Regions from separate parts of the Homo sapiens genome. Here all the other regions are linked to region 3. Evidence: read pairs that join two places in POLR2A ChIA-PET (ENCODE). Cell type or tissue: CD4-positive, alpha-beta T cell. All regions are shown on one strand. Region 1 overlaps LINC02988 (long intergenic non-protein coding RNA 2988). Region 2 holds the start of PLEKHO1 (pleckstrin homology domain containing O1). Region 3 holds the start of VPS45 (vacuolar protein sorting 45 homolog).

The links. Peaks named below come from ENCODE experiments on the same cell type or tissue, not always from the same donor. Only the 100,000 strongest peaks of a DNase experiment are listed, where the experiment ranks them.
Region 1: POLR2A ChIA-PET joins it to region 3 with 10 read pairs; 22 of 35 experiments call an interaction of 5 or more read pairs at or near these places.
Region 2: POLR2A ChIA-PET joins it to region 3 with 19 read pairs; 23 of 35 experiments call an interaction of 5 or more read pairs at or near these places.

The regions. Positions count from the first base shown.
Region 1 is chr1:150,161,830-150,164,329 of GRCh38, forward strand. It overlaps LINC02988 (long intergenic non-protein coding RNA 2988), which reads left to right. Exons shown (of 4, transcript NR_135098.1): 2 at 2,367-2,473. Among named protein-coding and RNA genes, the nearest start is that of LINC02988, 2.4 kb to the left of the region's middle. RefSeq lists a silencer at 237-306 and an enhancer at 1,317-1,506. In CD4-positive, alpha-beta T cell, a CTCF peak has its summit at 497; DNase peaks (open chromatin) are centred at 512 and 1,502.
Region 2 is chr1:150,148,607-150,151,106 of GRCh38, forward strand. It overlaps PLEKHO1 (pleckstrin homology domain containing O1), which reads left to right and starts at 1,310. Exons shown (of 6, transcript NM_016274.6): 1 at 1,310-1,681; 2 at 2,306-2,452. The coding sequence starts at 1,652. RefSeq lists silencers at 938-1,397, 1,538-1,617 and an enhancer at 1,250-1,750. In CD4-positive, alpha-beta T cell, no CTCF peak of the experiment used is centred here; DNase peaks (open chromatin) are centred at 1,255 and 2,125; H3K4me3 peaks cover 2,477 bases; H3K27ac peaks cover 1,363 bases.
Region 3 is chr1:150,066,491-150,068,990 of GRCh38, forward strand. VPS45 (vacuolar protein sorting 45 homolog) reads left to right here and starts at 1,286. Exons shown (of 15, transcript NM_007259.5): 1 at 1,286-1,460; 2 at 2,140-2,274. The coding sequence starts at 1,368. It also overlaps a transcript of OTUD7B not described here. RefSeq lists a silencer at 463-702 and an enhancer at 913-1,242. In CD4-positive, alpha-beta T cell, no CTCF peak of the experiment used is centred here; DNase peaks (open chromatin) are centred at 851 and 1,221; H3K4me3 peaks cover 1,823 bases; H3K27ac peaks cover 1,295 bases.

The sequences.
Region 1 (2,500 bases), 95 kb after region 3:
CTGGGCACTGTGCTCCTGGGCTTCAGGCTCTAAAACCAACAGCTTCCAGTTCTCCAGCAGTTACTGGAACATCCAGGCCCTAGGGTGGTGAAATGAGCCCAGCTTTGAAACCAGATGGATCTGGATTCAAATTCTAACTCTGTTACTTCTTGATTATGAGGCTCTGGGCAAGGCACATGCTTTCCGAGTATCAGTTTTTTTCATCTGCAAGCTGCAGAGCTATTGGATGGGTGAGGACAATATGGAAAATGCCTGTCAGTCAGAAAGTGACCACTGCAGCTACTGTTACTGGTTTGACTCTGGGCAGTGAGCCGCTAGCTCAGTTGGAAGGAGCACTGTGTGAATGAGGCCACCGGGGTGGGGTCACTGTCACTTAGCTAGATCCAGGCCACAGGCTGTGCTGGACCTCTCTCTTCAGAGGAGAGAGCCAGAAGGGATGAAAGCATGGTCCCTGGTCTTCAAGAACTTTAGAGCTTAGCATGGAACCAGGCTTCCCACTAGAAAAATCGCTTAAGGTGCACCCTTGTGGTAGGCTGCTGGCATGAGTTCTGTTGAAGCATTTGTATTGAACCTGGGCACTGTGACAGGAGGATGGGAAGGTGCTTACGTTCATTTCCCTTCCTCCCAGTGCTTCTCCTCCCTCACTTCATCATTTTAGCCCCTCTGCCTGCAATATTTCCCTTCCGTGCCCCCGGTAACTGTGATGCGTGGCAAATGGGCTGGCTCAGTAGCTGTGTGGGGCAACTTTCTCAGCACACAGCTGCCCCCAGACACTTTCAGGGTGCACTTATTCTCCCTCCCTTTCCACTCCCAACCGCTCTGCTCCCTTCTTTTCTTACACAGATGAAGCAAAGGGAAGTGCCCTCCGGAGGCCCTAGGATGGGGAGACGGGGTAAGGGGTGGAACCCAGGACACAGAGTTGAGAGGGGGTGAGGGGTAGAGGCAGGTAAAGAACGAAATCTTAATTCTCATTTCAGTGACACTTTCCTCAACTTTTCCTGTCCTTCCCCATCAGGTTGTTAGCCAGGGGCCTGAGGAGGGATAAAGGAACTGCAGTCCCGGCTCCCTCCATTAGGAAGAATGTCTGGGGTGTTGGCCTGGAACGCTGATGAGTTGATTTCCTTCTATCTCCACAGCATAGGTTTACCAGGGAGAAAAGAAAGGTGCAAATTTCTCTAACTCCTGCCCTGGTCCTCACATACTATGCGGTTCTGAGCCTAGAGCTCTGTCCCTGGGGAAACAGCTCTCGCCTCCTTCCCCAGCCGCTCTCCCAACCCCTCTGCCAGTAATAAATTTGCCTCATTCTCCCAGGAAATGAGTCTCTAAGAATCTCTCTTCTATCTAAACCTCACAGGCAAGCAGTCCCAGCCCACTTCTGCAACCCTCAAGCTCAGCTACTGCCCCCACCCCCCACTTCGTCACTCCCTTCTCTACGCTGGGTTCCTTTCTCTTTCTGCTTTCTTACTACCTCCCTGTCTCCCAACAGGAGCAGCCAATCCCCAGCCTGCTCTAGAGCCACGCCATATATGGAGAGGTTGGAAAGAAACCCGAGTAAATGCAGGAGCGAACACACACACACACTCATACTCATGCACATACTCATGCACACACAGCAGAGTTTGACCGCCTTTCTGCATGTGACCCTGTGTCTATTTGTCTCTGTGTGACACAAGTCCCACCCACAGAATGAGGAGGCTGTTTGCTATTCCCCACCTTTAGTCGTGCCCCAGGAGACCATCACTCCAACCCGTTGCCTCTGACCTAGATTCCTTGCACTAATTACAAGCCTAACAAGAGCTAACAAACACCCCACTTAGAACAGCTGAGACCCTCGAGGTCAATTAGTGCAGCCCAGCTCTGCTCAGGAAATGAGAGATAGAGCCAGAAAGTCTTGTACATGGCCCACCCCAACCTCACCCCAACCCTGGGGTTGGAAGCAAGGATGGGGAGAATGCAAAAATTAGCAGGACCAGTTTAAAAACGGGGTTTTGGAGGGTTAAAAAGTGTGGAGAACACACTTGTTAAGTGCATTAAGGTTGGGGAGCAATTGGAGAATACAGATTCCCAACTCCTCCTGAACTATCAGAAGTGTAGAGGCTGGTGCAGCTACAGAAACCATGGACATAAGGCGGCTTTCATAAGGACTTAATATGAGGAAAAGTAACTCATAGAAAGGCAAGTAGCACTAGAACTCTTGACCTTTGTCATGGTCTCCGACACCAAATCCCTTCTCCTCTTTGCTTCCTGCTGTGAACAAGTTGGGGTTATCACCCCTGTCCTTCCTGCTGGTTTGGGATGGCTCAGAAATCACCCCTTTCTTTCAGAAATAGTAGGCTCATGTCCGTTCTTTCTTTCCCTTCCTCCAGATATTAAAGCCATGACAGCAAACAGCCCCTTTCTCCTAAGGTTCCTGATTTGAAGTGGCAAAACAAGGCAGTGGCATAGTCTCCTGTCCTATGTCCTTGGCATGCAGGTCAGTTGTCCTAATACCATCCCTAAT
Region 2 (2,500 bases), 82 kb after region 3:
TTCCTTTTCCCTGCTCCTCAGTGCCAGGGATTTTTATTCATTTTGTGGTTACTGCATGCTTGCCATATGCCAGGCAATGTGTTTATTAGCTTATTATGATTTCAAAATTAGCCCTGGAAGACAACACATATCTTCAAAGGACTCTCAGAGGTCATCTCATATCTTCCCCTAGCTTTCCTTGTTGATAAAAATGGCAGTTCATCCCTCACCACTTAATACGTGGAGGGACGCGGGCCTAAAGAAATTCAGTGACTTGACCAAAGCCCAGAGTGGTGATGAAACCAGTACCCAAGCGCGGGGTTTCTCACTCCCCTTTTCCATCACACGTATATATATTAAAAAGACATGAAGTTACTAAGATGTGTCCTGGAGGCTCTGAGGCAGATCTGCTGTAGGAGGGATCAGCAGAGGCTTCTCTAGTCAGGGCATTCTCTGGGCGTTCAGCCCTTCCCTCCACTGGGCTCCAGCGCTGTAGAGAGGGTGGGGTTTTTACCTATCAGTATAGCGGGAAAAGATACCCAGGTGGCAGGAAGTTTAAGCCTCACCTGGAACTTATATTGAAAGCCACTTGGTAGAAAGGATAATGGTTTGGAGACAGAGTTCTATTCCTGCCAGCATTGACACTGTGTCTGAAAAGCCAGCATCGACACTGTGTCTGCAAATCCCTCAGCTATTCTGAGTCTCCGTTTTCTCCCTGTGAGATGGAGATCATAAAATCCGCCTCATCCTTAGGATTATTCTCCTGAAGCTACAATAAGGCCTGAGGCATTGTACGCTGGAAGAAACGTGTATTAATAGCAACTTCTGTCCCACCCCATCCCCCAACACGTCGATCCCCTCCGGAGCATAAAACTTTCCCCCAGCATCTGACCTGCCCAGGCCACCCTAGCACCTAGGAGCGTGAATTCCTGATGCGGGTTGTGGGTGGCGCGCCCTCCCGGTTCCCGCTCTCGTTTTTGTTTTTGGTCGGGTAAGGCGATGCTGTAGAGGCTGGCGATCTCCAGTCTTCACGAATCCGCACGTCTCTCCATTATCCACCGCGCCCGCCCACTGGGCCCCGGGGCGGCCGGCGGCCGGGTCTCTCGGGCTCCGCGTGTCGCCCGAGCCGCCGCCGGAGCGAGGGTCCCTGCCCCCTGGGGAGCGGTCTCCAGCCGCTTCGAAGCCGCCTTCTTCCCCCTCCGTGAGTCAGAAACAAAGGCGGGGGGGCGGGGGGAGCGCCCGAGCTGCGGCTCCGCGATTCGCCCTTTATTCTGAACTCGCAACGTCAGCGGCCCGCGGATGGAGCTGCGGGGTGCGGACTGGGCCGCCCACAGCGCACCGGGCCGGGGGAGCGGCCGCGCTGGGCCGGGCGGGCGGGTGGCGGGGGTGCGCTCGGGGACCCGGGCCGCGTGGGCGCCGGGATGGAGGGCGCCAAGGGGCGGGGAGCGGGCGTGCGTGTGTGTGCGAGTGCGAATGCGAGGGAGGCCGGCCTTGAGTGAAACCGGAGCTACAAAGAAGGGGAGAGTCCGGGAGCGGGAGGGCGCGAGGGAGGAGCGGCGGCGCCGGGGCAGCTCCGACGCCCTCCCGCGGGGAAGGAGCCCCCGCGGTGCCGCCGAGGCCCCGACGCGGGGCCGCCCCTCGGCTCGCCGCCCCGCGCCCGCGCCCGCTGGGAATGATGAAGAAGAACAATTCCGCCAAGCGGGTGAGTGCGCTTGCCCGCCCTGCGGCCGCCGCCGCCTCCGCGCTCTGACGACCCCCGCTCCGTCGGCGCCGCGGCGGCCTGGGAGACCCACGGCCCGGCCGCGCCCCCGCCCCGGCGGCCCGGTCCCCTCGGCCTCGGCCCCGCCAGGCGCCCGCGGGGGCTTTTGTTTGTTTACTCGCCTCGGGGGGCTTCAACTTGGCTGAGTTTCCCCACGACCCGCACCTCCCCCGCCCCCGGGCGCCGGGCGAGCGTTTGCCTCGCGCTCCGCCGTGGCGAGGAGACAATGGGAGAGAAAACCAGAGAAACGCCGTTAGTCCCCGCGCGGCGAGGACGGGGCGGCGGGGGCGCAGGGCCTGGAGGGAACCTGGGAGCCTCTCCGCGCCCGGCCGGCGCCCCTGCCACTTGCAGCCCCGGTTGTTTATTCGGGAGCGGGGGAGGGGAGCGGGGGGAGTTCCTCGGAGTGAAAACCTTTCCGAAGTGGGAGCGAACCTGGGGCGGCCCCCCGCCCCCCGGCCGCAGCCTTCGGAGGAGACTGGGCCGCCGAGGCGGTCGTGAGAGACGGACGGAGAGGAAGCGCCGGCTGGAATCTCCTAACCGCCCGCTTCTCATCTTGTCCTGGGGCAGGGACCTCAGGATGGAAACCAGCAGCCTGCACCGCCCGAGAAGGTCGGCTGGGTCCGGAAATTCTGCGGGAAAGGGATTTTCAGGGAGATTTGGAAAAACCGCTATGTGGTGCTGAAAGGGGACCAGCTCTACATCTCTGAGAAGGAGGTGGGTGCCTCTTGCCTCTAACTCTCCGTTTTCTCATAGCCCCCACTT
Region 3 (2,500 bases):
GTTTCTGATCTCCCTTAAGGGATTTGAGAATTATATATAATATTGCATAATCTTAAGCTGATTAATGTTAAAGTGCTATTGGTCTATTTTAACTGTGTACTTCTTAAAATATAATGAAAGAATTTATTTGGTAATCCTGAATCTATTGACCTCACAAACACTGGTCATTATTTTGGTGGAAATATTCATAAGCATTTTTAGTTACTGATTTCTAACAATTGTTTCTTATTATCTTCCTGATTTTACAATTCCCCAAAGTAAAGGTGCGAAAAACAAACATCTACCCTCCTTTTCGACAAATGCCATGATAGAGGGGAGACCTGTGTGGTGTAAAGACAAATGCAGACATTTGGAAGTTGATGGTTTTAAGATTCAGTAAAAACTTGAGAGTTTTGGCTTCAAATCCCCACGCTAGTTTTAGTTCTACCGGATACGTGTCCCCTACCCATTTCAAAGGACCCAGTCACCTCGGCTCTTGCCTGAGTTTCAGAGTCCCGCCGGAGTTAGAGCTGGCAGAGTCCAATTGCTCAGAGCGCCGAGGCGGGGGCGGGGCAGGGGGACGCTTGCAGGTCCGGTGGTCCCGCGGGCTGCGAGCCCCCACGGCCGACCCTAGCTGCAGACCCTCCTGGAGAACCTCAGGCCTTTCCCCCAGAAACATCCCTAAAAGGCGTTCCCTTTGTTCATTCATTCAACAAATATTTGTTCAATCTCATATGCCCCTCTGTCTTGGGAAAACCAATTAGGGCCTCTGCAGCCTCAACACAGGGGCACTGTTCCCGCCTATTAATGACGCAATGAACCCGGGAAGACGAATCTCGACCACTGTTTCGCAAATACCGCGTGTGATTTATTAAATGCCGTCTCTCCGAGTCCCAAGCGGCCGGGAGCATTATGCCACCTCCCTTGCCCTCATCTCTCACTGCCATGCAAGAAAGCGTTAATGGCAAATAGGGCACGTAGCCACACTCCGTCGTTCCTGCTTCCAAGCAAACCTTGTGCCAGGTTCCTCATTTCGCGAGGCTCCACTCTCTTGGGCTTCAGGCTGCCGCTGGGCCTCCAGCACCAAAGGGCAATAGGGGTCTGAGAGTCCGGGCCTCAGGCATCTTCAGGCCGCAGGTGGGTGGAGAATAACGCCCGCGCGTGGCAGCGGCCCAGGCCGTCTCAGCCGGATTTTTCCATCCCCGGGGTAGGCTTGGTCCCCTGTACACTCCAGCGGAACTACAACTCCCAGCACCGTGGCTGCCCGGACTCCCGGAAGCCGAATCCCGGCTGGGAGGAAGCAGCTGAGACCCGGCCAACAGACTGGGGGTTAATTTAGCCAGAAAAGGGGGCGGGAAGGGCTGTAGGGTACTTGTCAATTCGCCGCCATGAACGTGGTTTTTGCTGTGAAGCAGTACATTTCCAAAATGATAGAGGACAGCGGGCCTGGTATGAAAGTACTTCTCATGGATAAAGAGACGGTGAGTTTGCTTTTGCTCAGCATTTGTGAAGGAACCCTCTCAACCTTACAATTGCTCGTCCCATTCCACTGTAGGACTTAGCATTTAATTAAACATACGAAAATGAGGGTCGGTTTGTGTGGAATTGAAAAGTTGTTTATATAAAGCTTGCCCGGTGGGTTTTCAGTCTACATGGCTCCAGCCACTGCCTAGAGACTACTTCTACCCGGAACAATTTATTGGAATCAGAAATCCTTTTCTAAATGTCCCCGCCAAGAAATCATTAATATGTCAGAGCACTTGGAAGGCTTTGGGATGGGCCTACTGTTTCCACTCAACATTGTGTTTTTAAAGTAAAGCTGTTGGAGCTCAAGCTGAAATGACAGATTATTTGTTGGCCACAGACCAGAAAACAAAACTCTTTAAGGTGATAGAAAAAAATATTTTTGGAAACTTATGGATTGTTCCTGTTCAAAGAGACCATGTTTTTTGTTTTTAATCTTGAAGCTTCAGCTGAAAGGATAGAGCGTATTTTTCATTCTCGTATGTTACCTACCTGTTTGGATGTTCAGTAAATGTTTTCCGTATATTACTATTTAAGTTATCCAGCTAAGTATTAATGAAAAAAGAGGGTTAGATGTGCTACTTGTTTTTATTATTCTAGACTAGCATACTTTTAGTTAATCTTTTGTTTTTACAGACTGGCATAGTGAGTATGGTATACACACAATCGGAGATTCTACAGAAGGAAGTGTACCTCTTTGAACGCATTGATTCTCAAAATCGAGAGATCATGAAACACCTGAAGGCAATTTGTTTTCTTCGACCTACAAAGGTACTGCATAAACTGAGCTTCCATCTGCCCAGGCAGATGCAGAACACTCTGATCTGAAAGCATTAAGAAGGCAAAATAAATTTGTATTATCATAATTTGTGGCATCATAATTATCCTGGTTCATCAGTGTTATAACCTTCATTTTTCTTGTTTTGTTTCCATATTTCAGTTGACCCCTTACAGCCAGTTCTTCCTTCAAGATGTTTTTTAGGTTCACAGCCATTCC